2 separate regions of the Homo sapiens genome follow, and region 1 is linked to region 2. A link is an interaction called in ENCODE POLR2A ChIA-PET data of the cell type or tissue named here. Cell type or tissue: Panc1. All regions are shown on one strand. Each heading gives the region's core, and the rest is flanking DNA. Links, peaks and the distances in the headings are about the cores only.

Evidence for each region. ChIA-PET counts read pairs that join two places held together with the same protein. Peaks named below come from ENCODE experiments on the same cell type or tissue, not always from the same donor. Only the 100,000 strongest peaks of a DNase experiment are listed, where the experiment ranks them.
Region 1: POLR2A ChIA-PET joins it to region 2 with 13 read pairs; 11 of 35 experiments call an interaction of 5 or more read pairs at or near these places.

The regions. Positions count from the first base shown.
Region 1 is chr11:8,860,381-8,875,431 of GRCh38, reverse strand. It overlaps a transcript of DENND2B not described here. Among named protein-coding and RNA genes, the nearest start is that of AKIP1, 43 kb to the left of the region's middle. RefSeq lists enhancers at 11,498-11,998, 11,999-12,499. In Panc1, for the core only: CTCF peaks have their summits at 4,678 and 4,879; a DNase peak (open chromatin) is centred at 4,931; H3K4me3 peaks cover 2,066 bases; H3K27ac peaks cover 1,430 bases.
Region 2 is chr11:8,790,157-8,805,207 of GRCh38, reverse strand. All of the region lies in intron 1 of DENND2B (DENN domain containing 2B), which reads left to right. All of the region lies in intron 4 of DENND2B-AS1 (DENND2B antisense RNA 1), which reads right to left. Among named protein-coding and RNA genes, the nearest start is that of DENND2B, 13 kb to the left of the region's middle. In Panc1, for the core only: CTCF peaks have their summits at 9,767, 9,978 and 10,181 (motif pointing right); no DNase peak of the experiment used is centred there.

The sequences.
Region 1 (15,051 bases), core at 352-8,351, 72 kb before region 2:
ATTAAAAAAAAAAATCACAGTGTCAAAAATTTTTGCATGCAAATTTTGGTTTCTGGGCTTCCTACTCAGTGCAATTTAGAAAATTTAGTAGTTTTTTTTTTTTTTCTTTGAGACTGAGTCTCACTCTGTAGCCCAGGCTGGAGTGCAGTGGCGCGATCTGGGCTCACTGCAAGCTCTGCCTCCTGGATTCACGCCATTCTCCTGCCTCAGCCTCCCAAGTAGCTGGGACTACAGGTGCCCACCACCACGCCCGGCTAATTTTTTGTATCTTTAGTAGAGACGAGGTTTCACCGTCTTAGCCAGGATGGTCTCCATCTCCTGACCTTGTGATCTGCCCTCCTCGGCCTCCCAAAGTGCTGGGATTACTGGCATGAGCCACGGCGCCCGGCCTAGAACACTTAAAGTCATCTAGGCTAACCACCTTTCCCAGTTGTCTGCTTTAGAGAAAACTGGTTGTTTGGATCATGAAGCATAAATAAGGCCCCACAGCCCCAATACCTTTTCTTTGAGACAGGGTCTCACTTTGCCGCCCAGGCTGAAGTGCAGTGGTGCAATCATAATTCACTGGAGCCAGGACCTCCTGGGCTCAAGCAATCCTCCCACCTCAATGTCTTGAGTAGCTGGGACTAGAGGTGTACATAAACCACCATGCTCAGCTAATTTTTTTTTTTTTTTAAAGACTGGGGTCTCACTATGTTGCTCAGGCTGGTCTCAAACTCGTGAGCTCAAGAGGTCCTCCTGCCTTGACTTCCCAAAATAATGGCATTATAGGAATGAGCCACTGAACCCAACCCTCACTGCCCCTTTAATGAATACATATAATATTACAGGCAGAGTACCTAGGAAGAAATCATTGTTTCGTGAGTGCTAGACCTGCAAACCTGAAAATCTTCCTAGAAAATCTTAACCCTTCTGTCCTTCAAAGGAAAAAACAAAACATGCCAAAGCAAAATCCATGAACCAGAAAACCCAGACAACTCACCATGCTTAAGTGCAGGATTTAAAATAGCAAAAGGAAGTAAAGCTCATCTTTGTGATGTCAAGTTCTATTTTGGTATATAACAAAGTAGTTGAATTATAAGGCTCTCAAGGTTAAAATATTAAACAGACCCTTAGCTACAAGATGTGTTGCCAGGCATCTGTATGGAATATAACCATGTAATCAGGGCATATTGTACTTCTCTGCACAAAGAGAACCAAAGCTACTGCTTCTAAAGATTAGGAAACTTTCATTAGACTGACAGAAGACCGTACAGAGGAAATGGCTTGCGGGTGGAGGAGACGTATGAGAGAGGATGAAAGGAACAGTATTCATAACTATCCAAATTAGAGCCAGGATGTTTATGCTCAAATCTTGTCTTGGCTCTGTGTTGATGGGACTGAATAATGGAACATGGGAAAGTATATCTCAGACCCCTAAATTAGGCAGTAAATTTACCAAATTCCTCCTACAAGCGCTTCCTATTTTCAGCAGTCTCTGCACATTTCTCAATATATGCTGTGATTAAAGTCCAAAGCTGGCTAATGCTAATGATCCCTTCCTCTTTTTTGTTGCTAGTATCCTTCCATGGCGATTTCATTCTGTTGTTTATAAGTCACATGTCTCTACAACAGGATTGTAACCTTATGAGGAGTGTTTTTATTTATCTTTCATTTATTCAGACAGCATATATTTACTGTGCGCTTATTTCATGCTGGGCACTGTGCTAGGCAGATAGGATGTAATTATTAGCAAGACAGGCTAGGTTGCTGTCCTCAAAGAGCTTGCCATCTCTTATACATAGTCGACCTTGTTTGTCAAGTGATGTGAACATTACGTTAACGCAAATTACTAAATTACTACTATTTAAAATATAGCATTAACACCATTTCTGATGTCAGTGTCTCTAATAAATATTTGGCCAGTATTAAGATGAACTAATAGTCACATATATGAAGTTTAGACTCAAGGCTATATTTAGACTATATTTAGACAATTTAAGGGATGTTAACTTTTCTTTCTGAGAGAGCAGATCTAATGAAGTTTTTTTCCTAAGAATTAAAACAGTTCCATGCATAACTTACAATGGAATTGGCCAACAAAAAGAACAAGTATTTATATCTAATTATTGCCCTCTTACATTGCTTCAGCACATATAAGAGGCAGCAGCAGCAGCTGCCAATGATGAAAATAATTATTGTCCTGGGTCTGATTAGAGAAAATCTTGATGCTGTCTGTTGAGTTGTCTTTCCTTAGAGATGTTACAAGAAAAACGGGACTTTAGTAGTAGAGGTTCTAATAGTTTTGAAAGTGGGAGACTTAAGAACCTCCTTACAGAGCTCAGAGAGCTGCAGGTAGAATTTACCTGGAGGCTGGCTAAATTCTGTGGCTTGCCTTTACATTCATGAGTTCTCTTGTTCCACGTTTGGGGCAGAACCATCCTAATTTGAGATTGGAGAGATTGGAAAAGACTGGAGAGGGCTAAGTTCATCCAAATATGGCCCAGGTCTCCTGAGGTGTTCAAGCACTTCAGTGAACTAGAGTAGAAACTCACTTAGATTGTGAGTTTGGAGAAAAACTTGTTCTGATTAAAGTAAAACTGTTCTGATTTTTGGAGTAAAACCTGTGCTGATTTTTGGCCTTTGTGTTTTCAATGTGCCTCAACAACAGCTGAAATCTTGGGCTTTCCTAATGTAGAAGCAACTCAACGAGGAATTGATTTATTTTTCATGCGCAGACTGCATCACACCGCATATAAGGCCTTCTGCTAGAAAGGCCAAACTGTCCTTTGGCCTCAGTATTTTGGAGACAAAGAGTTAATACTAGTAATTCCTGTGTAATATCCTTTTTTGGCAAAGGAACAGTAGACTTTATCAGTTTGGTTCTTGCCATTACTTGTGTTCGATCTTGACCAAGTTAAATTATTTCCAGGATGTATCTTTTTTTTTCTTTTTTTTTTTTTTTTTAGACGGAGTCTCACTCTGTTGCCCAGGCTGGAATGCAGTGGTGCGATCTTGGCTTACTGCAATCTCTGCCTCCTGGGTTCAAGGGATTCTCCTGCCTCAAGGCTCCCTAGTAGCTGAGATTACAGGCGCCTGCCACCACTCCTGCTAACTTTCGTATTTTTAGTAGAGATGGGGTTTCACCATGTTGGCCAGGCTGGTCTTGAACTCTTGACCTGAAGTGATCCGCCCACCTTGGCCTCCAAAGTGCTGGGATTACAGGCCTGAGCCACCGCGCCCGGCCTCAGGATGTATCTTAAACTCATTATTTTTGATGCTTGCCCTGCAGCTGAGTAAATACCTCTTTAGGATATGTGACAATTGAACTGGCTTGGATTTTGGAACATGTCCTGGCCTTGGAGCCTGCTTATGTTCATACACACTGGTTCCTTAGAAATGTAAATTTGTAAAGTCAATGTAAAACTGAAACTTCAAAAGTCAATTTTCATTGCTGCTGTTGTGCATTTCTATTATCAAATTTTATTTACAGTGATTTACGTGAGTAAAAAATGGATTACACGATTTCCTAACATCTCACTAAGTATGGGTTTGGATCTTAAGTAATTTACATTTTTCTTTTCCAAGTTGATTGTTATACTGGGCTAATGATTTCCTTCAAATTCCACTAATAAATCACAGATTCTCAGTGCTGTTATTCCATTGCTTTATTATTAAATGGCACCCTTTTCTAGTTTTTGTTTTTGCAAACCAGTGGAGTATTTAAAGTAAAATTTCAGAATCCCTTTTGGAGCTTTCGGTTGAGACCAGGCTCCTTGGAACCCTAGTGCTTTGGGAGTTCTGCTGCTGCTGCAGTACCAAAAGTAGCTTCTTTGAATTTCATTTGGGTTTTGTAGGGCTCCCCCGAGGCCCGAGAACTGGGAGAAGGGAAAGAGCTCATCGGTTTGTTTGAAGGCCGGCGGGCGGTGCAGGCAGCTTTTCCCAGACTCTCCCAGCTCCGGCTTTTCACGCATACCAGAAGAGCCGCTTTTTTCCTCCAGTGATTGAAACCATCTGGACTCCAGGGGGGTCACGTGTGTATGAGAAAATGACATAAAGTTTCAGACCCCGTTGTGCTTTGCTCCAGACCCAGACAACTCTTGGTCGGATGGTGAGGAGGTGAGGGCCGTCCAGTTTGGGGGCCAACTTCTCCTCCCTGCTGCCCCCGGCCCCCGCCTCCCTCACCCCTGTCCCCCACCCTCCCTCGCACACTCTCGGCGCGGCTTTCTCGCTGCCTCCGGCGCCTCCGAGCGCTCCCCTCCGCCGGGCTCCAGCAGCCCACCCTCTCTGTCTTGGGTGGAGGCGCACATCCTCCACGCCCCCTCCACTCAAATCTGCGCTCCCTCCCCTCTCTCTCCCTGCAGCCCGGCCGCAGCCCGGGGCGCGGATGCCTGCCCGCCGCCCGCCCTCTCTGCAGGAGCGGCTCCTCCTCCGGGCCGCGCGGCTCCCGGCGAGACCCCATCCAGGCGCCGCGCCCGGCCCGGCTGGGGAACGCAGAGGTAAGCGCCTCCGGGCCGGGTGGCCCCGGTTCCCGCGTGCGCGCCCGGTCCCGCCCCTGCCCTCCCAGCCCTTTTCCCTCTGCTCCCGACTCCCGGCCCCGGCAGCGGTGTCCAGCTCCGTGAGTACGCGCGTGGGGGCCGCCGCAGGCGCAGAGGAGCGGGGCTGGTGGGGTCCGCCCTCCCGGGCGGTCAGTAGCCGCCGGCTCTGCTTTCCGGCCCGGCGGGGGCCGCGCGGTTGGGGGTGGGGAACCTCGCGGCCAGAGTCCGGCGGTGAAGAGCTGCCTGGTGCCGAGCGGAGACCCGATCTCGGGACGTCCTGGGAGCTGGCTCTGCGCACCGCCTTGCCTCTCGGTGGCGGCATTCGAGCTCCTACCTGGAGCTGTTGCAGCTTGTATGCAGGCTCCTTGAAGAACGCGCGCGCGCGCGCGCACACACACACACACATACACACGCACAACACACACAGACACACGGAACTCAAACAAAGGAAAATTAACTTTGCATGCTATTACTGCAACAAGTTAAACTATGTTTATTTGTGGATGGTTCACTTTTTGCCCTTGTGCAGACACGCACTAAGTATTAAAGGGTCCACACTCTAGTCAACGTTTATGGCACGTTATCCAATAATTTAGTAACTGAGTAGAGTTCAAGAGACAATGTTTTCAAGTGTTTCTAAAGAGGGCTTATTGCATTTTCCTGGGATCTTTATATGAAAGTAGTTGATGATTAATATGAATAAAATAACTTCTTCATTAAGTGAGAAAATTTGCCTTAGTACAGCCTTAGTCCAGCTCTTGCTTTTATTACCAACCAGGTGTTTCTGCTGTTTGGATAGCAGGGTCTTGGGAATGGCAAAGAGGTCATTATCCCATCTGCAAGACTGTTTTCAGCTACCTCTTAGCTGCACACACTGCAACTGGCCATTTTGGGATGGGGCCACAGGGTTAAAACCCAAAGGGCTGCATTGTTTTGTTTTAATATTTTTCAGAAGGTGAATCCCTTAATTGATTTTTTTTTGCCAGAATTAGGGGTTTCTAAAAGGTTAGACGTAATCTGGGGTCCAGAAAGCTAATCCAAGATAGAGACTGAATTGTTCACAGCCTATCTCCCTTGCTGAATTAAGGACCGCACAAGGCCAGAACTCAAGAAGAGCCTGTTGAATGCATGAAGTGAAGGCTTCTTAAATTCTGCTGGTCTGGCAGAGAGTTCCTAGGTGACTAACATAGATGTAACCCTCCTTTTTATTTATCTGGCATATATTTTTTATTTAAAAAATTTTTTTCTTTTTTTTTTTCGAGACGGAGTCTCTCTCTGTCCCTGGAGTGCAGTGGCGCAATCTCGGCTCACTGCAACCCCCGCCTCCTGGGTTCAAGCAATTCTCCTGCCTCAGCCTCCCGAGTAGCTGGGATTATAGGCGCCTGCCACTACGTCTGGCTAATTTTTGTATTTTTAGTAGAGATGGGGTTCCCCATGTTGGCCAGGCTGGTCTCAAAGTCCTGATTTGAGGTGATCCACCCGCCTGGGCCTCCCAAAGTGCTGGAATTACAGGCGTGAGCCACTGGGCCCAGGCTATCTGGCAAATATTACCTTTGGAAAAACTCCCCAAGATAGGGGGAAGAAAAATTGTTCAAGTGTATGTATGGGAAATGTTATCCCCTAATTGGGCCAGAAGGGCACCCATTTTGGTAGACAACTCCAAGGCAACTCTTACCTTAAAAGTATTTTTTTACTGAACGCTTAGATTGGATTGGCTTGGTAATTAGGGAAATCCTTGGTCTTGAGTTTGTGGACTCCTTGGGGAAAGAGAAGTGACATTTGAGTGAAGGATAATTTCAGATCAATTGGCTTAGAACAGGAATGTCCAATCTTTTGGCTTCCCGGGGTCACACTGGAAGAAGAATCGCCTGGGGCCGCATGTAAAATACACTGACTCTAAGGATAGCTGATGAGCTTAAAATAAATCGCATAAAAAATCATAATATTTTTAAAAGTTTACGAATTTGTGTTGGGCCACACTCAGAGCCGTCCTGGGCGGCCCATGGGCCGCAGGTTGGACAAACTTGGCTTAGAATCTAAGAATTATAAAGCTCAAGGAGAAAATGATTCTGAGGCAGGGCGGTTTCATAGAAGAGGGGAGAGCCTTGAAGCAAAGTATGCTTCTGAAACTGGTGGAGAGTTGCTGGGGAAAGCTTTCAAGAGAATGGAGAGCAGACCATTTGGACTGGACCTAGAGAGAAAAGTAATAGCATCTGCTCTATGCCACCTGCCAGCTCTCTCTTTCATCCTTCAGTGTTGTGACATAGGTATTGTTGCTCTTGTTTTAAAGATGAGGGAATTCTTGTTTTTAAAAAGACAAGATCAAAAAGATACGTAACTGGCTTGGGATGACACAAGTGGTAAAGTGGCAGAGCTGGAATTCCAATGCCTGGCTCTCAGACTAACATGGGTGCTTTCACAGCTGCCTTCTCCAAAGAGCAGTGGGAGGTCCAGTGGAAGCCGAACTGTGGTCAGGTTGAATTCTGGCTCAAGGGCTGGAACTTTATCCTGTAGACATTGTTTAGGTTTTAAAGATTTTTGAGAAAAGGAGCTATGGGTAAAGCAGTGATTTTAGAAGATTAAGGTGACATCTATGTACAGGAATGTGACATGCTCATCACAAGTCATGTGCAAGTCATAATTCCTAATGAGGAGGTTCAAAAAGGAAATGTAGCCAGGATATCTGGGTGTTTCAATTCCTGTCTCACTTACTGTACCCTGCAGCGAGTAGCTTGGTTCACTGGGTAAAGAGCTAGTTGGAGTGACCACGGGGCTGCTCTGGATCAGAAAAGAGCTGAATCTTACCAGGCATACGCTGAAATGGAATGTGTATGTGGATCAATGCCACTGCTGGTTTGTCCTTTATGTTCCCCCATGTTTCGCAATGCTTTGGTTTTTTCTTTCATGACTACCCTGAGAGGTAGATCAATGTTGTAATTTGTTTAAAAGCTTTTCCTCGCCCTAAACATCTTAGGTAAGTTGATGTGCCTTTTCCTCTCATATTCTCTTATTTCTTAAAAATGCTGAATTTTGGCCAGGTGCTGTGGCTCACACCTGTAATCCCAGCATTTTGGGAGGCAGAGGCAGGCAGATTGCTTGAGCTCAGGAGTTGGAGACCAGCCTGGGCAACATGGTGAAACCCTGTCTCTACAAAAAATACAAAAATTAATCATGCATGTTGGCATGTGCCTGTGGTCCCAACTATTCAGGAGGCTAAGGTGGGAGGATCGATCACTTGAGCCCAGGAGGTTGAGGCTGCAGTAAGCCATGATCATGCCACTGCACTGCAGCCTGAGTGACAGAGTGAGACCCTGTCTCAAAAAAAAAAAAAAAAAAAAAAAGCTGAATTTTAAAACTTGGTACTAGTAAGGTAAAAGTGAATTTAGATTACCTTTCTTAATTATGAGAAAGATTAACATAAAATATACATTTATTTCACTTTGTGTTATGGAGGAAAAACAGGAGGCCTTTGTAGAGTTCCTGCGTGGGGATTTAGAAGGGATAGGAAAGCCAGGATTTAGAGATGTGCAAAGGTCTTCCTACCCCTCCACATTTCTTACCAGTTAATCGTATTGTTCATGTATACAGCTTATGGAGCTTATAAGGACATTGGACACCCACATTTATAGCCAGGCCCTTTGATTCTCGGCAGATAATGGGCTCAGGAAGGGCAGCAGTGGGTGGAGACATTTTACTAGAATTAGTCTGCCGCTTTGAATACAATCTGGATTTCTTGCTATTTCTTGTGCAACCTGTACGCCGTTTCCTCTGAACTTGCTAGTGCTCTGGAGACTTGGTTGTTTGGCCAAGGAATATCCCCTAGCAGGAGGGCTCACTAAGGAGGGGCAGCTTGACAGGCAGAAAAGTGATGTTTGTCAACTAAAGAAGTTTTCTTTTAATTAATGTTAGAGTCACCCATGGTTTTTTGTCAAATAAAAAATGCGAAATCAAAATATGATCTCGGTTCTCCACACCCATTTTTACCTTTAAGAGCCTCTCACACCTTGGAGAGCTTGCCTTACTGAATGGGGTTTTGATAGGTGAAATTATCACCAGGACCTCTACATGGGTCAGGATATGACTCAGTTTGGGTTTTGGACCTCTGAGGAATGTGACCCCTCTTAGTGTAGGGGATTTGGAGTACAAAAACCTGGGTTAAAGTTCCAGCTTTGCCATTTATTCAGAAGTTCCTGGAATTTGATGTTTGAGAGATCTCTGAGCTCAGTTTTCCTAGTTCTTCTAGATCAGGGTAATCCCTTAGGGCCAGATAGAGGTGGTCACACCCTGATTAGCACCTTGGTTCCTTCTCCCAGTTTGTATTTTGTGTCACCTGAAAGTCATTTTATTTTCTCTGTAGCCTCTGGTTATAGGTTATGTGGTCATTCCTCCAGAGAATGGCAAAGCTCATTGTTGGTTGGGGATCATTTGGTATGTCTTCCCGGGAGAATGCTCTTGAACCTAGTTTTGAGAGTTGGGGCCTCAAGAAGAGACTTTGGCAATGCCCTTATTTAAATGTTAGAAATGTTTGGTTGCATTTTTGATGCATTGCTTACATAGTTAATGTTTTTGTATTTGGTACTTGTCATTTTAATAATTTATTAAACAGGTGATTTAGGTTTTCTAAGATAGCTAAGAGCTTAGAAAAATAGGACTGCAGGTCGGGTGCGGTGGCTCACGCCTGTAATCCCAGCACTTTGGGAGGCCGAGGCAGGCGGATCACAAGGTCAGGAGGTCGAGACCATCCTGGCTAACACGGTGAAACCCCGTCTCTACTAAAAATACAAAAAATTAGCTGGGCGTGGTGGCGGGCACCTGTAGTCCCAGCTGCTGGGGAGGCTGAGGCAGGAGAATGGCGTGAACCCGGGAGGCGGAGGTTGCAGTGAGCCGAGATCGCGCCACTGCACTCCAGCCTGGGCGACAGAGCGAGACTCCGTCTCAAAATAAAAGAAAAAAAAAGAAAAAGAAAAATAGGGCTGCAATATCCTCTTTAAAAATAGTCTAAATTATTTTTTAGTGGGGATGGCATTTGGACAATTCCCCAGGACTGGAATATCCCTTTGATACTCAGATGTAATCTCCTAGTATGGTAGAACTTTGACTATTTTGACCTCCTCCACCTCCAAATATCCTTAAATCTTTCTGAAGAGATTTAATCTCTCTTAAAGAGATCTCACAATTTCCCTGGGAAACACTTTCTAAGGAAGGTTTCCAGATTGATGATCACAGATTATCTCCTTGTAGTTAGCTTTTCTTTTAATGTTTCCTACTTTTACTGTTTTCCTGTCCCTCTTCAATGCACACATGTTCACAGAGTGAACAAATTGTCTTTCCTGGACTCCAAAGGCAGCTACCAAATGTACAGACTGTCCCATCTGTACCCATCCTTTCCTTCCCTTCCTCTGGCTAAACAAGCTGAGCTTTCTCTGTTTTCCTTAACAAGTCTCTCTTTTTAGACCTATGATTATACTTGTTGCTTTGTGTTTTGTTTTATGCAGGAAGTTCATATCAGATATGTTGGCAATTAGAGCTTTCAAACTGGAAGGAGCCTTTTGGAGTAAAATATATATATTTTTTTCTATCAGCATAAGTAATTGTGGAATATATGTAAACTCTGGAGATGATCTTTTAAAAAAATTACCATCAAAAGAATTTTACTCAAGTCCTTTAAGGGCTTAAGAAGAATCCAGCCTTTGCGAGATTGCACTAAAAGTAACAGATTAGCCCAATTAAGGCCTATCTAGAAGTCTGGGAATCATTTGTTTAAACTGGAATTTAGGATCTCCATGCAAATATGATAGAAATAATCTGCTTAACCCTTTGTTAGTAGCATTAGAAATAAGCCCCTTTTTATGGGACTCTTAATGATAAAAGGTCATAGTAATTAGAATATGCTGGGAATTTGTCCCTGTTTGTTAATGTTTTGGAAACTCCTTTGAGTAGGCAGGGGTCACTTTGGGTGGCTTTTTTCTTTCTTTGATGTGAAGTTGGGATCTTGGATGTAAATTTAGCCAAGGACAAGTTTGAATTTAGATTTTTTAAATTTTTTCCGTCTTGTTCCATTCTTCCTTTTGGAGGCGGCTAACTAGAGTGGGGTAAAAAGTGCCTTTAATCAGAGTCAGTGTCCTGAGACTGTCAGACACTGGTCTCTGGGAAGTGCTCTGTATCACTATCATTTATATACTTTTCCTTTCTTGTGTCCTATAGTTTTTGAATATCTCCTGCGGAAAAAGCACTGGGGTGTGTACGGGCATCTGTTTATTCTCTTATTACCTTTCTTCAGTGAATATGCTTAATGTTAGGGGTTTGATGAATCAATGAGTGGATGAAGTTAAGAAATTAGATGGAGGCCAGGCCTGGTGGCTAACACCTGTAATCCCAGCACTTTGGGAGGCCAAATTGGGAGGATTGCTTGAAGCCAGGAGTTTGAGACCTGCCTGGGCAACACAGTGAGACTCTGTCCTTATGAAAAAAATACAAAAATTAGCCGAGCGTGGCGGTGCGTGTCTGTGGTCCCAGCTAAACGGTGGGCTGAGATGGGAGGATTGCTTGATCCTGGGAGGTCAAGGCTGTAGGGAGCCGAGATTGTGTCACTACACTCCAGCCTGAGCAACAGAGTGAGCCCCTGAGTGAAAATAACAACAACAACAAAAGAAATTGGATGGGAAATTAGTTTTGGATATGAGTGTTGGGTACCTCCTGATCCAAATATTGCTGTTGGGAAGCAACTGTTTTTACAACACTCTGGTCTCTGGAAGCTGAGATGACCTCTGTTAAGGCTCATCATGTGGGGATATATTTTCTAGTGAGTAAACAGGGCCTAGTCAGTTATTTTTTCTATTAGTCATGTTGGATTACATTTACTGTTGCCGGGAACTCTAGTTAGCATAATATCCCCTTGAATTAGGAAGTGCCACTCAATAGCTGTCTTTCTCCAGGACTGCCTGGAGAAGCTTTTCTTGAAAGTCTGGTCTTGCCTCTTGAGCCAGGGATGAGTGCATTCTAAGTACTTAGACCCAAAAGGCTTCTTCTACTGGGTCCAAGTCCCAGGGGAATGGAAATTCTCTTGAAAATAGTATAATTGTATGGGAGGGGAATCAAAGCTTTGTACTTTTCAGTAGTCACTCGAATCTGTACATAGATACCTGGAGATAAAGAAAACCCAACTTGCAAATGAGTATTTGGTGCTGTGGGTTAACATGGAAAAATGGCACTTAAGGTCAAAGTATATTAATTGAATCCTTCTTGTCCAGTTAATCAGCAATATCAGTTGTGAGGATTCCGTTTTGCTATTTTTCCCCCATTTGTACATTGACAGGTCACTCTTTTGAATTAGAATAGCACTCAGGACCACAGTGTTTGCATAGGAAGTGGCGTAAGAGGCAGGCCGGGCGCAGTGGCTGACGCCTGTAATCCCAGCACTTTAGGAGGCCGAGGCGAGCGGATCTCAAGGTCAGGAGATAGAGACCATCCTGGCTAATATGGTGAAACCCCTTCTCTACTAAAAATACAAAAAAATTAGCCAGGCGTGGCAGCGTGTGCCTGTAGTCCCAGCTGCTGGGGAGGCTGAGAGGTGGAGCTTGCAGTGAGCCGAGATCGTGCCACTGCACTCCAGCCTGGGTGACAGAGCAAGACTCGGTCTCAAAAAAAAAAAAAAAAAGAAAGTGGCGTTAAGAGTCATGGGGCGTGGGTAGAGGCCACTTTATATCTTGTTTCAGAGGGCCATTTAAAATTTTTTTTAATTAATTAATTTACTTACTTATTTTTAGAGACGGGGTCCCCCTATGTTGCCCAGACAGGTCTCGAACTCCCAGGCTCAAGCAATCCTCCCACTTTTGCCTCCCAAAATGGTAGGTTTAAAGATGGACCATTTTTAAAACCTCCATGAGTAGCTCAGTGATCAGAATTAGCTAGAAATAGCTCTGCCAAAAGGTATTGGCAAAATAACATCTAGCAGCCTTTGTCTATTTCAGGTTAGGTTTGTTCAAGAAAACCAATTTGGGAGCAGTATGATGTGCCCAGCTCTGTCTACATTTGAGTCGCCTACATAGTTCCCATGTATTTGTCACTATTTCTGGTCCCTGGAGGGCTGGGGTAGATCTCAGGATATGAGGCTCAGACTTGGTTGAAGCCACATCAAGAGCTGTGGTCCTGGTGGGTCAGCGTTATTTTCTGCGGCTTATCACCCAGGCTAGGCGTGTGGGAGCATGGGTGGGTAGGACAGGGAAGAAAAACAGAAGACCAGATAGTTCTGTGGAAACTGAATAAATAAGTGAAAAAGTTGGCCAGGCACTGTGGCACTCACCTGTAATCCCAGCACTCTGGGAGCCCATGGCAGGTGGATCTCTTGAGCTCAGGAGTTTGAGACCAGCCTGGGCAACATGGTAAACCCCTATCTCTACAAAAATTAGAAAAATTAGCCAGGCACAGTGGCACACACCTGTGGTCCTAGCTACTCAGGAGGCTGAGATGGGAGGATCACCTGAGGTGATCACCCGAGGTTGAGATTGCAGTGAGTCGAGACTGTGGCACTGACCTCCAGCCTGGATGACAGAGTGAGACCCTGTCTCAAAAAAAAAAAAAAAAAAAAAAAAAGAGTGAAAAAGTTAATCTTTTTCCCCTCACTGACTTGGACCTTTGTTCTGTTGGAAACCCTTATCACTTGAGGTCATTTTATTTATGTATTTATTTTTAAATGTTTCATTATTATTATATTTTAAAAATATGTATTTTTTATTTCAATAGCTTTTGTGGTACAAGTGGTTTTTGATTATATGGATGAATTGTGTCTGAAATTTTAGTGTGCCAGTCACCTGAGTAGTGTACATGGTACCCAATATGTAGTCTTTGTAACCCTTCATCTCCCCTCCCTCCCTCCCTTCCTCCCCCTTCTGTGTCTCCATAATCCATTATACCACTCGATATGCCTTTGCATACCCATAGCTTAGCTCCCACCTATAAGTGAGAACATACAGTATTTGGTTTTGCATTCCTGTGTTACTTCACTTAGAATAATGGCCTCCAGCTCCATCCAAGTTGCTGCAAAAGACATTATTTCATTCTTTTTTTATGGCTGAGTAGTATTCCATGGTGTATACATACCACATTTTTTAATCACTCATTGGTTGATGGGCACTTAGGTTGGTTCCGTATCTTTACTGTTGTGAATTGTGCTGCGATAAACATATTTGTGCAAGTATCTTTTTGATATAATGACTCATCCTTTGAGTAGATACCCAGTAGTGCAATTGCTGGATTGAATGGTAGATCTATTTTTAGTTATTTGAGAAATCTCCATACTGTTTTCCATAGAGGTTGTACTAATTTATATTCCCACCAGCAGTGTATAAGCATTTGCTTTTCACCACATCCATGTCAAGATCTATTGTTTTTTGACTTTTTAGTAATGGCTAGTCTGGCTGGAGTAAGGTAGAGTATTTCATTGTGGTTTTAATTTGCATCTCCCTGATGATTTGTTATGTTGAGCATTTTTTTCATATATTTCGTGGCTATTTGTATATCTTCTTTTCAGAAATGTTTATTCATATCATTTGCTCGGTTTTTGATGGGAGTGTTTTTTTCTTGCTGAATTATTTGAGTTCCTTGCAGATTCTAGGTATTTGTTGTTTGTCAGATGCATAATTTGCAAATATTTTCTCCCATTCTGCGGGTTGTCTGTTTAATGGTTATTTCTTTTGCTGTGCAGAAGCCTTTTAGTTTAATTAGTTCCCATTTATTTATTTATTTTTGTTGTTACATTCGCTTTTGGGGTCTTAGTCATAAATTCTTTGTCTCACCCAATGTCCAGAAGAGTTTTTCCTAAGTTTTCTTTTAGAATTTTTATGGTTTCATGTCTTAGATCTAAATCTTTGATCCATCTCGAGTTAATTTTTGTATATGGTGAGTGATAGGGATCCAGTTTCATTCTTCTGCGTGTGGCTAGCCAGTTTTCCCAGCACCATTTATTGAATAGGGTATCTTTTCCCAGTTTATGTTTTTGTTTGCTTTGTTGAAGGTTAGTTGGTTGTAAGTATTTGGCTTATTTCTGGGTTCTCTATTCTGTTTCACTGGTCTGTGTATCTACATTTATACCAGTACCATTGCTGTTTTGTTACTATAGCCTTGCAGTATAAGTCAGGTAACGTGATGTCTACAGATTTCTTCTTTTTGCTCAGGATTGCTTTGGCTATTTGGGCTCCTTTTTGGTTCCATATGAATTTTAGAATTGTTTTTTCTAATATTTTCGAAAATGATGTTAGTATTTGGATAGGAATTGCATTGAATCTGTAGATTGCTTTGGGTAGTATGCTCATTTTCATGATATTGATTCTTTGATTTCATGAGCATGGGGTGTATTTCTATTTGTTTGTGTCACCTGTGGTTTCTTTCAGCAGCGTTTTGTAGTTCTCCTTGTAGTGCTCTTTCACCTTCTTAGTTAAGTATATTACTAGGTATTTTATTTGTTTTTGAAGGTATTAAAAAGGATTGAGTTATTGATTTGATTCTCATCTTGGTGGTTGTTGGTATATAGCAGTGC
Region 2 (15,051 bases), core at 2,375-10,374:
ATGCATTGCAGTGCACTGCAGTGATGAACAGCTATAGCTCAGGGGTCTTAGAGGCCTAGCTTTAGAGCCTGACCTTGCTGTGTGACCTTGGGCAGGTTATTTAATCTCTCTGTGCATCAGCCTTCTTTGAGGCATCTGTAGAATGGATGTAATAGTACTTGACTTGATAGAGTTGTGGTAAGGATTAAATGAAATGATACCTGTAAATAGGCCAGTGCCTGGTACATAGTAAATGTCCAATGCTTTCCAGTATATTATTATCAACTTACAGCAGCATTTTGAAGAGAGTGGGCTGGTGTCTCTCAAACAGGTTGATGTTACTACGCTGGGAACAAACCAGATTCTTCTTTTAGAAGTAGCTGCTGGTTGGGCGCAGTGGCTCACGTCTGTAATCCCAGCGCTTTGGGAGGCCGAGGTGGGTGGATCACTTGAGGTCGGTGTTTGAGACCAGCCTGGCCAATATGGTAAAACCCTGTCTCTACTAAAAATACAAAAACTGGCCGGGCATAGTGGTGTGTATCAGTAATCCCAGCTACTCGGGAGGCTGAGGTAGGAGAACAGCTTGAACCTGGGAGGCGGAGGTTGCAGTGAGCTGAGATCGCACCACTGCACTCCAGCCTGGGCGACAGAGCAAGACTTCGTCTCAAAAAAAAAAAAAAAGAAGTAGCTGCTATTTTGCATCTCGTTCATCTTTCTGTCAAGACCCCAGGTAGTCTGGTCTGGGGTCTGTGCAGTCCTGGGTGTGTAATAATACAAGATTTCCTAATAACACAGGATTTCCTCCCCACCTCTCAAAGCTGCTTGTGTTCAGTTCCTGCCACTTGACAGACAGCTCCCCATGTCTTATGGCTGCTGCATCAGGCAGAATGATCAAAGAAAGGGCACAGGGAGCCATGGACAAGGTAGGGAGAGAAAGACAATTGCTTTGGAAAGTCACCAGCAGCCAAGGAGGACTGCCCTTTCAGACCTGGCCTACACGTTAGGAAGGTACTTGAGAGTGTCCTTTAAGAGGAAGGAGTAGGGGCCAATGAGATTTTGAGGACACGGCAGCCGCCCACACTGGAGAGGCCAGAAGTCCTGAGTCTGAGGTAGTCCTTGTCAACCCAGCTTCACAGGTTCAGCTCTTTCCTCCTGCTGTGGGATGCTCACTCCTCACAGACGGGGAGACCCGTCCATCCAGAACTGCTTCTCGCCTGCCCCTTTCCTGCTGGCCAGCCTAGGTGGAGCCCCTGAGGTCTTTCTCAGTGTGGTATTGGAGGCCCTTCACAAGCTGCTCTCAGTGCTCCAGACCCCGGCCTCTGCCTCAGCCCTCCTTACCCCTGCTTCCACAAATACTGCCCTTGTACCCTTCCAGATGCAGCTTAGAGCATAGAATAGGCTTTGCAGCCAGCTCTGAGGGTCCATAGTCTGGTTTTTCCTCTATCTGTGGACCTCTGGTGAGTTCATCTCTGTAAACCTCTGTTTTCATCTGTAAGTTGGGAGTGATAATATTACCCACCTCAAAGGGTTATTGTAAGGTTTCAATGTGTTAATTTATGTAAGGCACTCGACTTAGTTGTAGACACAAATATGCTCTCAATAAATGTTAGCTGCTGCTGTTGTTAATAATCCATCCTTCCTGTGAATTTCTCTGCCTACATATAGCGGTAGAAAGTCCCAGCCAGGTAGTCAGCAGGTCTGGATGTTAGTTCTGGTTCTGTCTCTAATTTGCTGGGTGATCTTGGGGAAGTAACTTGACTTCTCTAGGGTTCAGTCTCCTCTTCCAGAAAGTAGAAGGCATGGATTCAGTGTTCTCATTGACATCCTGACTTGACATTTTTTTTGAGACAGAGTCTCGCTCGGTCGCCCAGGCTGGAGTGCAGTGGCATGATCTTGGCTCACTGCAGCCTCCACCTCCCGGGTTCTAGCGATTCTCCTGCCTCAGCCTCCCCAGTAGCTGGGATTACAGATGTGCGCCACCACACCTGGCTAATTTTTGTATTTTTAGTAGAGACGGGGTTTCACCATGTTGGCCAGGCTGGTGGCCAACTCCTGCCCTCAAGTGATCTGCTTGCCTTGGCCTTCCAAAGTGCTGGGAGTACAGATGTGAGCCACCACACCTGGCCCTGACTTGACTTTTCAAATGTGTATATCTTGTGTTTTCAACTAGATTCCTTGAAGTTGTATGAAATCAAGTATAATATTTTATACTTTTTATTTCCCCAAATGGCTAACATATATAGTTGGTGCTTAAAAAATATTTGAGTAACTTTTCTTTAACCCCATCAACCAGATTCTAGGAAGCATTTTGACTTGGTTCTCAGAACTCGGAGGCTGGAAGCTTGTTCTCCAATGCGTAGGGCAGTACAAGGAGGCCTCAGCCTTTAGTAAGTAAGAAGGTAGGTTTCTCTTGGTGCCCTGGGAAAATTTTGGTTAACAGATGTTTGGGGTACTTATTTGTTTGGCTCTGTAGCCTTAGACCAGGTCTTTGAATAAATATTTCCATCACTGTTTCCTTTTCTCAGTGGCGAAAAATGCCAGTGTTTTCTGAGCAATCCCCTCTCCTTTAGAGTTTAGGGTGAGCCAGTTAGTGCCCAGACGCAAATCTGTGTCTTAGGGGAAGAGCCATCCAATAGGAGAGTAATGTTTAGAGCCTGGGCTCTGGGGTCAGATTGGGTTCAAATTCTGCCTCTGCCACCTAATAGCTCTGTAACCTTGGACAAGTTACTTGTCCGTGCCCTGGTTCCTCTTCCGTAAAATTGAGGCAGTGGTAGCATTATCTCATGGGGCTGTAACAAAGCCTAAATGCCAAATGTAAAGTGCCTAGAATAGTACTTCCTGCCTCCTTGCTGAACAAAATGTTTGCAGTTATTGTTTTGTTTATTATTCTCTTGTAAACCAAGTAGTGTTTAGTTCCTTTTTTTTTTTTCCAGACAGAGTCTCACTGTCGCCCAGGCTGGAGTGCAGTGGCACGATCTCGGCTCACTGCAACTTCCATCTCCTGGGTTCAAGTGATTCTCCTGCCTCAGCCTTCCAAGTAGCTGGGACTACAGGTGTGTACCACCACACCCAGCTAATTTTTGTATTTTTAGTATCGATGGGGTTTCGCCATATTAGCCACGCTGGTCTTGAACTCCTGATCTCAGGTGATACACCTGCCTAGGCCTCCCAAAGTGCTGGGATTATAGGTGTGAGCCACTGCACCCGGCCCTTTTTTTTTTTTTTTTTTTTTTCCCCAAGAGAGGGCCTTACTGTGTCACACAGGCTAGAGTGCAGTGGTGCGATATTGGCTCACTGCAACTTCTGCCTCCCTGGCTCAAGCGATCCTCCCACCTCAGCCTCTGGAGTAACAAATGTGCACCACACCTGGCTGATTTTTATAATTTTTTTTATAGAGATGGGGTTTCTTCATGTTGCCCAGGCTGGTCTCGAACTGAGCTCAAGTGATCCGCCCACCTCGGCTTTCCAAGGTGTTGGGATTACAGACGTGAGCCACTGCACCCAGCCTCAGGAGTGTTTGTTTGTTTCTTTCTTTCTTTTTTTTTTTTTTTTGAGACAAAGTCTTGCCCTGTCACCTAGGCTGGAGTGAAATGGCACGATCTCGGCTCACTGCAACCTCTACCTTCCGGATTCAAGTAATTCTCCTGTCTCAGCCTACCGAGTAGCTGAGATTATAGGTGCATGCTGCCATGCCCAGCTAATTTTTTGTATTTTAGTAGAGACGGGGTTTCACCATGTTACTCAGGCTGGTCTCGAACTCCTGAGCTCAGGCATTCCATCTGCCTCGGCCTCCCAAAGTGCTAGGATTATAGGCGTGAGCCACCACGCCAGGCAGCTGTGTTTATTTCTTTGTGGCTTGTCTGTTGGGTTTGTTCTGCTGAGAAATGCAAGGCCCTATCCCCTTCTTCTGTGTCTTGGGCAGACGGTATCAGCAGAGCAGTGATAAGCGTCCCCCAGTCAGCATATAGATCGGAGCTCCTGTACCTTGCTTTTGTAAAGAAATTATAAACCAGAAGGGGAGTCTGGCTGAATCAAAAGAGCCTCTAGGCTGAGCGGGCCCCTCTCTGAGGAGTAATATGTGTTGTATGAACAACAGGGATAGGGACATGGCAGACCCAGTGTCAAAGAGCAGAATGGGAATTGGGAAGGCTGATGGGAGGGTGAGGGAGATAGACGGCTCTAGATAGTGAAGTGGCAAATGTCTCTGGGCATTTGTGGCTAAGGCAGTAAGAGGCATCAAGGTAAGTTCCTGGTACTTCATCTTCCCAAGAGATAGCCTGATCCCAGCCCCAGGTGAGACTTGCCCCAGCAGTCTCACTCCTCTTTCAGAGGAGTGGTGGATTGGGATGAGGAGGTTCTAATCTGTTTCTAAAGAGAATGAATAGCTCCTTATCTACAAGTGTAAATTATAAAGAGATTTTCTTTTGCAACTTCAGGGAACAGGAACTTTTGCTGCCAAATTTAGCAATGTGTTTTAAGTCCCTCAAATCTTCTTTGAGTGCTACCAAAGCTCTGAGCTTTGTTGTTATCTCTTGTTGAAATACAGCCTGGAAAGGTCATATCAACAGTGCCAATTTATGGGCCTGCTGAGCCCAGACAGGCCTAGGGCAGAATAGGGAGTTCCTAAGAGTAGAGGCTTCACAAATTTTCTCTTTGAGTGAGGGTGTTTACAATGTAAGGTTATTTTTGCTTTAGAAGACCAAACTCTAGATGATGGTCAAACATCCTGTTCTTCAGCTTTTTTACTTCTGCAGGCTTCCACAGGCAGGGGCTCAGATTCGACAGTAGCTCCTTGTAGAACCAGGAGAAGCTTAGCCTCGATGGTGCATAGAGCTCCCAAAACTGTGCCCCGTACTCCTTAGTGGAGGTAAGTTTCCTTGCAGAGTTATGCTGGAATCTCCCTCCCATTTAGTTTATTAGCAATTTGTGACCTAATATGTGTTCTGATGGAGTAATTAAAAGATGGTAAAGGCCGGACACAATGCAATGGCTCACACTTATAATCCTAACACTTTGGGAGGCCAGGGCAGGAGGATTGTTTGAGGCCAGGAGTTTGAAACCAGCCTGGGCAACATAATGAGACCCCCATCTCTACAAAATAAATGAAATTAACCAAGCATGGTAACACATGCCTGTAGTCCCAGCTACTTGGGAGGCTGAGGTGGAATGATTGCTTGAGCCCTGGAGTTCAGGGTTATAGTGAGCTATGATTGTGCCACTGCACTCTAGCCTGGGTGACAGAGCAAGATCCTGTCTCTAAAATAATAATAATAATAATAATAATAATAATAATAATAATAATAATAATAAATACATGGTGAAGACTGAGGACTGTAGACACTACACGTGGAACTTTGTACTCATTTGCAAAGACCTTAGGACAAAAAGGTCTGACTTGTGTGTATATACTTTGCCACTTAGCAAAAAGGAATGCCAGTAGGGAAAGGAAATTAAGGAACTTGAATGACCCCAGCAACTATAAAGGAGTGTGCTCTGGTTTTGGGCACCTGTAGTCCCATCTGCTTAGGAAGCTGAGGCAGGAGGACTGCTTGAGCCCATGAGTTTGAGGCTGTCCTGCGCAATGATCACACCTGTGAATACACACTGCACTCCAGCCTGAGCAACATAGCAAGACACTGTCTCTTAAAAAAAAAAAAAAAAAAAAAAGAGAAAAAGGAGGATGGTACATGAGTGTGAGAAGAAAATAGCTAGGACATGTGAGACAAGCTTGGCAATGGCAGTGACCTTGGTTTGCAGTCTGTGGCTTGGACTCTGGCTGGTATGTTCTGAGAATTGAGGCTTTTGAATCTAGAAAGGAAAGAAAATACTGAAGTTTCTTATGTTCTCTGCCTCTCTCCAACCTCCTGATTGACTTATCCCTTTGGGTTGAAACATAAATGGAACAGGTAGCACTGTCCTTTCCGAGTCCCTGCCTCTCTGCATTTGAGTCATCACTGATGCTCAGGGTTTGCTCTTGGCTTGGCTGTGCTGGGAGAGCCAGTTGTGAAGATATTGGAGGTAAGAAGGGCTATTGGTTTTGTCAACTGAACTCTAATAAGTACCCAGGGGGAAGTGGCAGGGATCCAGGTTAAAAAGAAAGCAACCAGGGCAGGGTGCAATGGCTCAGGCCTGTAATCCCAGCACTTTAGGAGGCTGAAGTGGGTGGATTACTTGAGGTCAGGAGTTCAAGACCAGCCTGGCCAACATGGTGAAACCTTGTCTCTAAATACAAAATTAGCCGGGTGTGGTGGCCGGTGCCTGTAATCCCAGCTACTTGGGAGGCTGAGACAGGAGAATTACTTGAACCTGGGAGGCGGAGTTTGCAGTGAGCTGAGATTGTGCTGTTTCACTCCAGCCTGGGCAACAAGAGTGAAACTCCGTCTAAAAAAAAAAAAAAAAAGCAACCGGAAATTGTTGTTTTATTTAAATCTCATTAAGTGGAAATAGAAAAGCCTTTTTATTTTCTTTCCTACCCCCTCCAGTTGCAGGACCCACAACTGTTTGGTAAACCCAGGTGGGTTTTTTTTCCCTCCATTTAGATGTAGGTGCCTATTCTGCTTATGTGCCCAGATGGGTTTTCAAAGCAGTGATATCCAGACTTCTTTTCATCTGAAAAACACCGAAGGCCAGATGTCTACATGGCCTTGCAGGAAGAAGCTGAGCTTCTTCTGGAAAGCTGTAGAAACAAAAAAAGGCGGTGGAGACTGCAACACCTGTGCCATCCTCCTGGGTCCCTGATAGCCCTTAATGTTTTGTCATTGGGGGGGTTGGGATGGCTTTTATTTTTTGGTGTTCCCCAAAAGTTAATCCTCAGTCTGTTCTCTTTTTAATTTACAATCTTTCCCTGGGATTCCATCTTCTACTGTCACCAGTTAGAGAAAGCGAAGGAGTGAGGGGGAATCTAACTCTGCCTCTCTTGCTTCGGAAACTGAATGTATTTATTCATCCAATAAATATTTATGGAGCATTCCTTCTGTTCTAGGTTTTGTTCTGTATGCCGAGGAGGTAGAGATAACTAAGACATTGAAGTCCTTGTTGTCATGGAGCTTGACGTGTAGTGAGTGGGGAAGCATTTCAGTAAACAAGTAAACAAATCAATAGATGAGATCAAGATAGTGCTGTGAGCTCGGAAGGATATAATGGTGATGTAAAAGAGAGAGTAACAGGGACCTGAGAGGTTAGAGAAGGCCTCTGAGAATGACGTTTGAACTGTGAGCTCAAGGATGAGAAGAAGCCGTTAATGTGCAGATTTGGGGAAAGTTCCTTTCTGGAAAAGGGAACAGCTGTCAAAGCTCCTGAGGTAGGAAAGAGCTTGACATGCAGAAAGGACACCTAGGAAGTCATCATTGTTAGAATGTAGGGAGCAAGGGGGTGTCGGGGTGGAGGATGGTGGCACAACTTGGGATAAGGTATGGAAATTTGAGAGGGAGAGAGAGGAACATTGAATCTGATGGAGAAGAATCAGGAAAAAGAGTAGGGTGCTGGGCATGGTGGCTCATGCCTGTAACCCCCACACTTTGGGAGGCTGAAGCGGGAGGATCGCTGGAACCCAAGAGTTTGAAGCTTCAGTGAGCTATGATCATGGCACTCCAGCCTGGGCAACAGAGCAAGACTCTTTCTCAGAGAAAAGAATAGAAGAGAAGAGACAGAGCAAGACTCTGTCTCAGAGAAGAGAAGAGAAGAGGAAAGGGGGAAAGGGGGAAGGGGGAAGAGGGAAGTGGGAAGAAGGGGGAAGAAAGAAGAGGGAAGAAGGGGAAGAAAGGGGAAGAAGGAGGAAGAAGGGGGAAGAAGGGGGAAGGGGATAAGAATATGAGGAAACAGAAGGGATCTGAAGTGGGCATAGACATACCTGCTTAGCTAAGGAAGTCGAATTAATATAGTCTGCATACTTCTTGGGATCAAGCACTATGTATTTTTAAATTTTCTGCAGATTTTAGGTTAGCGGTAAGACATTAGTGTAATGTTTACTCTGTTCTAAGCATTGTGTTATACTAGGCATTTTTATTTCATTGTTTTAGTAAATCCTTACAATGATCTGTGAGTTAATTTGTTGATGTTGTAACATCTGCAGGGATGTGGAGTAGCTAACTTGCTTAAAATCTAAATCTAAGGCTGTTTGATTCCAAGCATGTGTTCTTGCCACACTTCCACTCTGGTTGGTATATCAAATGCAGCTCTTCTTTGGTTATCTAGAACATCTAATGAGTTTTTTCCTTTGTATCACTATGTGTTATTTATGGTCACATTTTGAATGTTTGCAGAATTGAATGAGTTTTTTTTAGCTTTCTCTGAAAGGGGTACCTGGTTAAATACTGAGAATGCGAGTCCATATAAACAACTGGGGAGGGTGGGGCTGTGGCAAGACTTGGAAGCAGTTAACCTGACTTACATCTCTCCCTCTGGGCAGGAAAAAAATGGCCTTTCTCCTTAACGCTCCATAAGTAGTTAGATGTCTTAGATTGCAATTCCCCCTATTGTATAAGAAGATGGAATTTACTTTTGGAAAAAGTAAGTAATTTGTCAGTAAACTAGTGTTTGTAAATAAACCCTGATTTCCTAGCGTACAGATCTCTTCTAGAGTCTTCAAGTTTGTTGGAAATGTTTGAGAAAAGAAATGTATCAGGCCACAAATTTCACTTCTTGGAAATTGAACATTGACTAGTTTCTATGGGTTGATACTTCTTTTTCTTTTTCGAGATGGATTCTCTGTCACCCAAGCTGGAGTGCAGTGGCATGGTCTTGGCTCACTGCAACCGTTGCCTGCCTGGTTAAAGCCATTCTCCTGCCTCAGCCTCCCATGTAGCTGGGATTACAGGCACACGCCACCATGCTTGGCTAATTTTTGTATTTTTGTAGAGAGGGTTTCACCATGTTGGCCAGGCTGGTCTTGAACTCCTGACCTCAGGTGATCTGCCCACCTTGGCCTCCCAAAGTGCTGGGATTACAGGCGTGAGCCACTGTGTCCGGTCCATACTTCTTTTTTTTTAAAGGTTTGATCCTGTTTGGATTCTATCAGTAGTGAAGGCCCGGGATTCTGAAATGAAAATGTATGCAGTGTTTATAAACTCTCATTCCTTGGTGTTCATGAGATCTGTGGTCAGCCCAATCAGCCTGCTTAGATGGAATAGTTTGTGAAGGGCAGAGCAGGGTGAGACTGAATTTCAGATTTAGCATAGATTGCTAGAAAACAGAGGAATTTCTTTGGTAAGTCACTGGATTTTGCTTTCCTGTCTCCCCTTCCCAGTCTGTTTCAGTAACAGACTTGCTTCTGAAGGAAAGATAATGTAGTTGGGAAAGGTTCCTTTACAGGGTGTTGTTCAGATGGTCTTCATCACTGATTCACAATGAGCAGACATTGAATGGTCATCTGCCATGAGCAGGGACACACAGATGGGTTGGAAGATGAGGCTGGAAAGACTGGCTGAGGTCAGATCTTTAAGGGATTGAACCATCCAGAAAGCGGGGAATCACTTTCCCCAGGAAGCAGGAAGGAAACACATTTGAATATGATTTGTAGAAAAGAAACCTAGGAGACCATGTAGAAGATGGAAATGGAGTGGGAGGAAACTTGCCTATTTTATTGGCTGTAACTGGAGGATGATATTCCAGTCCCTCAAAATTCATTTAGAGCAGAAAGTAAGGGAAGTCTCAGGGTGGGCGGGATCAGAACTCCAGATTGCAGAGCTTTCTAGAGCCCGTAGAGCAGTGGTTTTCAGACTTGACTGTGCACCAAACTCACCTGGAGAGCTTGTTAACCAATTTAGTAGAAATTTTTTAGTAAAAATTTGCATTTTTAACAAGTTTGGAAGTGATGCTGCTACTGTTGGCTGGGAACCCCACTTTGAGAACCACTGCTTAAGAGGCTTGGCAGCTGAGATGCCAATAAGGGTATGAGGGCCAGATGTTAATTGGCTTGCTTTCTTTTACTGACCCAGAATTTCATGTCTACAAAGCTTTACTTTAGATGTTCTTAGGTGGCTTACTCTAAAACATCAACAAAGCCTGGTAAAGGTCCATGCTCTCAATGACTCTTCTCACCAAATCCGTATCACTTCTGGATGAGATTTCCAGGTATGTGCTCGTCTTTAAACAGATGCTTGTCTGATTTTTGGAAAATGCCCATCCTGGGCACTTGATTTCATTAGGATTGGTGGCATTTCTGCCAGGAAAAGCTTCCCCCCGCCAGTCAGCACTACTACTGGCTGGCAGGGCTGTTTCAGGGACAGCCAGCAGGGGCTGCACAGAATGTGTTCTGTTGATTAGCCAAATTTACACAGGACATGCCTGGGAGATTATCTCTTTAGGCCAGGAGTTGAATTTCAAGGGCAAAGTCCACAGTTGGCAGCCGAAAGGCTGAGAACACCTGGAAGAGGGGAAGGATTTCACTTGACTTTCACTTCCCCAGGCCTCAGTGCCTCTTCCCACAGAGGCTGGGTTTTCTCCTTGTTGCTGCCTGAGCAGGTGACCTTGGGATGGTTCCCACAGAGCAGTGTGGCTCCAGGCACTGCCCTTTGCTGTCTACTTCAGCACCTGTGGCTTCAGGTGAGACACTTGCATTAGTCAATGTCAGCTGCCCTGTCCTCCTTGGCATCATCATTTCTTGAATTCTTTTCTGGGCTTGCTTCTTTCTTTGCGGGGAAGGCCTTCATTTTCCTTCATAGTCCATGACTCGCAGGTTTTCCCCGAGCTCTCCTTTTCTTACCTTCCTTCATTAGTTCAGTACAACTGTAGAATTCTGTTTCAATGTAGGAAGGGAGACGGCTACCCATACATAGCCTGAGACAACCCACCTGGGGCTCCTGTAGCCTCAGTGCTGTCCCCGGGGTGGAAGGACCACGTGGGTGGGTCCACACAGCTGTCGTCTATTTTGCGGATGCTCACTGGGAACTTGGATTCAGTCCTAGGTGCCTGGGAGTTGAGAGGTGAGAATACAGAGTGCTCAGGGTGGCAGAGTGGGGACTGGGACTCAGGTCTTCTCACCTCTGCCCATTTAGGGCCTTGCTGTGTATGTAACACTGAAACTGTGTTTCACATTAGCAGGCAGGCATCAAACCGTCTATCTGGCTAACTTTTGTTTAAGACATTTTTTAAAATAACAAAAGCAACACCAGGTGTTCTAAAAACTTTTGCAAAATGGGGAATACGTAAGGCAGAATATGAGCATCTTCTATAAACCCATGCCCCAGAAAAATAGTTATTGTTAACAGTTGGGTAGCACTGGGTTTTTTATTTATTTATATTTTTTATTTATATATTTAAACTAACATCCTTGAGCCATAAAGATTCTTTAAATGATGCATTTTTATGTACATTTAGTTTTACACGAAAAGTTTATGCTCTTAATTTAAAAAAATGGAAAGTAAGAAGTGTTGGTGAGAATGTAGAGAAGTTAGAATCCTCATACATTGTTAGTGGGAGTGTTAGCGGTGCAGCTGCTGTGGGAAAGTTTGATTATTCCCCAAAAAGCCCCAAATTGCCATATGACCCAGCAATTCCACTCCTAGGTATATGCCCAAAATAATTGAAAACAAGGACTCAGATTCTTGCATGCCAGTGTTCATTGCAGCATTATTCACAGCAGCGAGAAGGTGGAAACAACCCAAATGTTCACTGACTGACGAATAAACAAAATGTACAAACAATGTGCAAAGAAAATGTATAAACACAGTAATACAGACTGTGGACTATTCTTCAGCTGTGAAAGGAAGGAAGTTCTGATGCATACTACAATGTAGATAAACCTTGAAAATGCTGCCCTAACTGAAATAAGCCGTATATAAAAGCACAAATATTTTGTGATTCTGCTTATATAAAATATCTAGAAAAGGCAAATTCATAGAGACAGGAAAATAGATTAGAGGTAAACCAGGAGCTTGGGGAGAGGGGAGAATGGGGAGTTATTGCTTAATCATTGCGGAGTTACTGTTTGGAGAAGTTTGGGAAATAGTGGTAATGGTTGCACAACATTGTGAACATAGTTAATGCCACTGAATTGTACACTTTTAAATGGGGAATTTTATATACTTTACTGCAATTAAAAAATGGAAAGAAAAGATTATACTGTACTGAAAAACATATCACTTGTAATTTACCTAGGATATTTTTCTACCTCAGTATGTGCTTTTAAGGAGCAGCATTGCATTTCTTCAGAGGGATGTATCATAATTTATTTAACCAAGCCCCTTTTGACGGACAATTGAATTGTTTCTCAGTTGTTCCTGTTATATGCAGTACTGTAATGAACAGCAGTATCCAGCTGTCTTTGCCCATGTGTCCTAGTACTTGTATTTTATTTCCTTAGGCAGAATTCCTAGAAGGAAAGATTTGCTGATCAAAGGGTGTGCTCATTATAAATGTTAAATTGCCAAACTGCCTTCCAAAGAGGTTGCATCAGTGTACTTCTCATCAGCAGGGTATGGAGGTGCCTCTTTCCACTGCGCCCTGGCCCAACACAGGTGTTATACATTTTTTTACTCTTCGCCAATCTGATAGGTGAAAAAGGATTTCTTATTGTTACTTTATTTAGGATGTCTTCAGTTATTAATGAAATTAGCATCTTTTTATCTTTCTGGTAGTTGATTTTATTCCTTTGTAAATTTTCTGCTCAAATACATTGTTAATTTTTCTCTTTGGTCACTATTTTATCTTGTAGACTTGTGAGAGCTTTTACATACATACGGCATTAGGACTCTTTGCCATATGTGTTGCTGATAATTTTTCCCCCAATAAAAATTTTTTTTGACTTTGTTTATGCTAATTATTTGCCTTTCACATGTTTTACATTTTTATTTAGGCAAATATTTTCCTTCAAGGTGCTTCCCCTCATCTCGCTTCTCGGCTGTGGAGTTGAATTTTCTGTCATACTTGGAAAAATCTTCTTCACTTGTCAGAATCACAAAAAAAAATTTATTCATGTTTTCTTTTAGTGTTTTCTTGGTTCCAGTTTTTACATTTAAACTGTAATTAATTTTGCTGTAAGGAGAGAAGTAGTAACTAAATTTTCTTTATTTGTGTGTGTGTGTGTGAGATAGCGTCTCACTCTGTTGCCCAGGCTGGAGTGCAATGGTACGATCTCAGCTTACTGCAACCTCTGCCTCCCGGATTCAAGCAATTCTCCTGCCTCAGCCTCCCAAGTAGCTGGGATTACAGGCACCCACCATCATGCCCAGCTAATTTTTGTATTTTTGTAGAGACGGGGTTTCACCATGTTTGCCAGGCTGGTCTTGAACTCCTTGACCTCAGGTGATCCACGCGCCTTGGCCTCCCAAAGTGCTGGGATTACAGGCATGAGCCACCATGCCCAGCAGGAATTACATTTTGTTGATAAGAAAACCTAAGATAACCTTTTTTTCTATTAAATTTTTTCTTTACTAAAAATTTGTGAACTTCTTTTCACTTAAGGATGTACCATAACAATTAAAAACATTTTCTGTGACATTAAAGAAATATTCCTTTTTTTTTTTGAGATAGGGTCTTGCTCTGTAGCCCAGGCTGGAGTGCAGTGGCATGATCTCAGCTCATGCAACCTCCTCCTCCCAGGTTCAAATGATTCTCATGCCTCAGCCTCCCAAGTAGGTGGGACTACAGGCACATGCCACCATACCCGGCTAATTTTTTGTATTTTTAGTAGAGATGGGGTTTCACTAGTTGCCCAGGCTGGTCTTGAACTCCTGACCTTGAGCGATCCGCCTGCCTCGGCCTCCCAAATTGCTGGGATTACAAGGTGTGAGCCACTGTGCCTGGCTTAAAAGAATATTTCTGATTAAGTTTACAAAAAAAAAGCCTTTAGTGAGAGAGGCAGATTAAAAATTTCACCCAAGTCTTCTGATTCCTAATCCTGTTTTTTGTTTGTTTTCTCTTATCCTATATACGATACAACCAGATTTCTTTTGTTAATGTTTGGGGATAGTTGCATGAATCCCCTTTGCAAAACTTTCCAGTGCTTCCTATGTGCAATTGTATTGACATGCTGGACCTAGATCTTGTGACGTAGAAGCTTCTCCCTTAAAAATTTTACCTGCTTTGATGAGCTCACCCTGGCTGAGGTGGCAGCAGGTGGGCAGCTGGTACTGAGGAGAGGCAGTAGGCCAAAGTCTAAGCAGGTATTAAGACCCAGAAAGGGTGTGGCTTTTGGAGAAGAGCAGCTTGAAAGGTGTGAGGAAATGGAGCTGCTTTGGGAACAGATTCAGGAAGGTTTTTGAAGTGAGAGAAGGAAAAGAAATAATGTTTATTTAGTACCTACTTATGTCCCAGACACTAAGCTAGTCAGGTCCCACCTAACTGTATTTTAAAAGGCAGCTTTTAGTGCTGGATCAACCTGGGGTTGTTTTTCCAAGGGTTGTGAACTTGCGAACTCAGAAAAGAAAAGTTAGAGTTTAGGAGACCGAGAAAAGCAGGATTTAGCGAGCATCATTTCTGCTCCATCAGCCAGGGGCTTAAACAGAATTTTTCTTTGAGACTGCTCTCTTTCTTTGCTCTGTTGCACGGGCTGGAGTGCAGTGATGCTATCACACCTCACTGCAGCCTCTACCTCCTGGACTCAAGTGATCCTCCCACTGCAGCCTCTGGAGAAGCTGAGATCATGGGCACGAACCACCATGCTTGGCTAATTTTTAAAAATTTTGTAGAGATGGGGCCTTGCCGTGTTGCCGAGGTTGGTCTCGAACTCTTGGGCTCAAGTGATCCTCTTACCTCAGCCTCCCAAAGTGCTGGGATTACAGGTGTGAGCCACTGTGCCTGGCCCAGAAATGTTTTTAGTAGAAATAGGCTAAGTAAGGAAGCAGGAGAAACCACTTCCAATCAGCATACATTCGTTAGGCCCCTGCAGGACCAGCGCACAGACATATAGCACTTACCTTCTTGGAACTTAATAGTTTAATGGACAAGACATATGAAAAGCCAGTATACTGCATTGCAGTTTATGCCACCCTAGATGTTTCACTGGGAGGAAAGGATTAATTGAGTTACTGGTGGGAGGAGAGTGGGGAAAAGGAGGGCATGGTTTCACAGAGGAAATGGTGCTGGTACAGATTTTGAAGGAGGCATAGTTCCTTTATAAGGAGACAGGGCAGG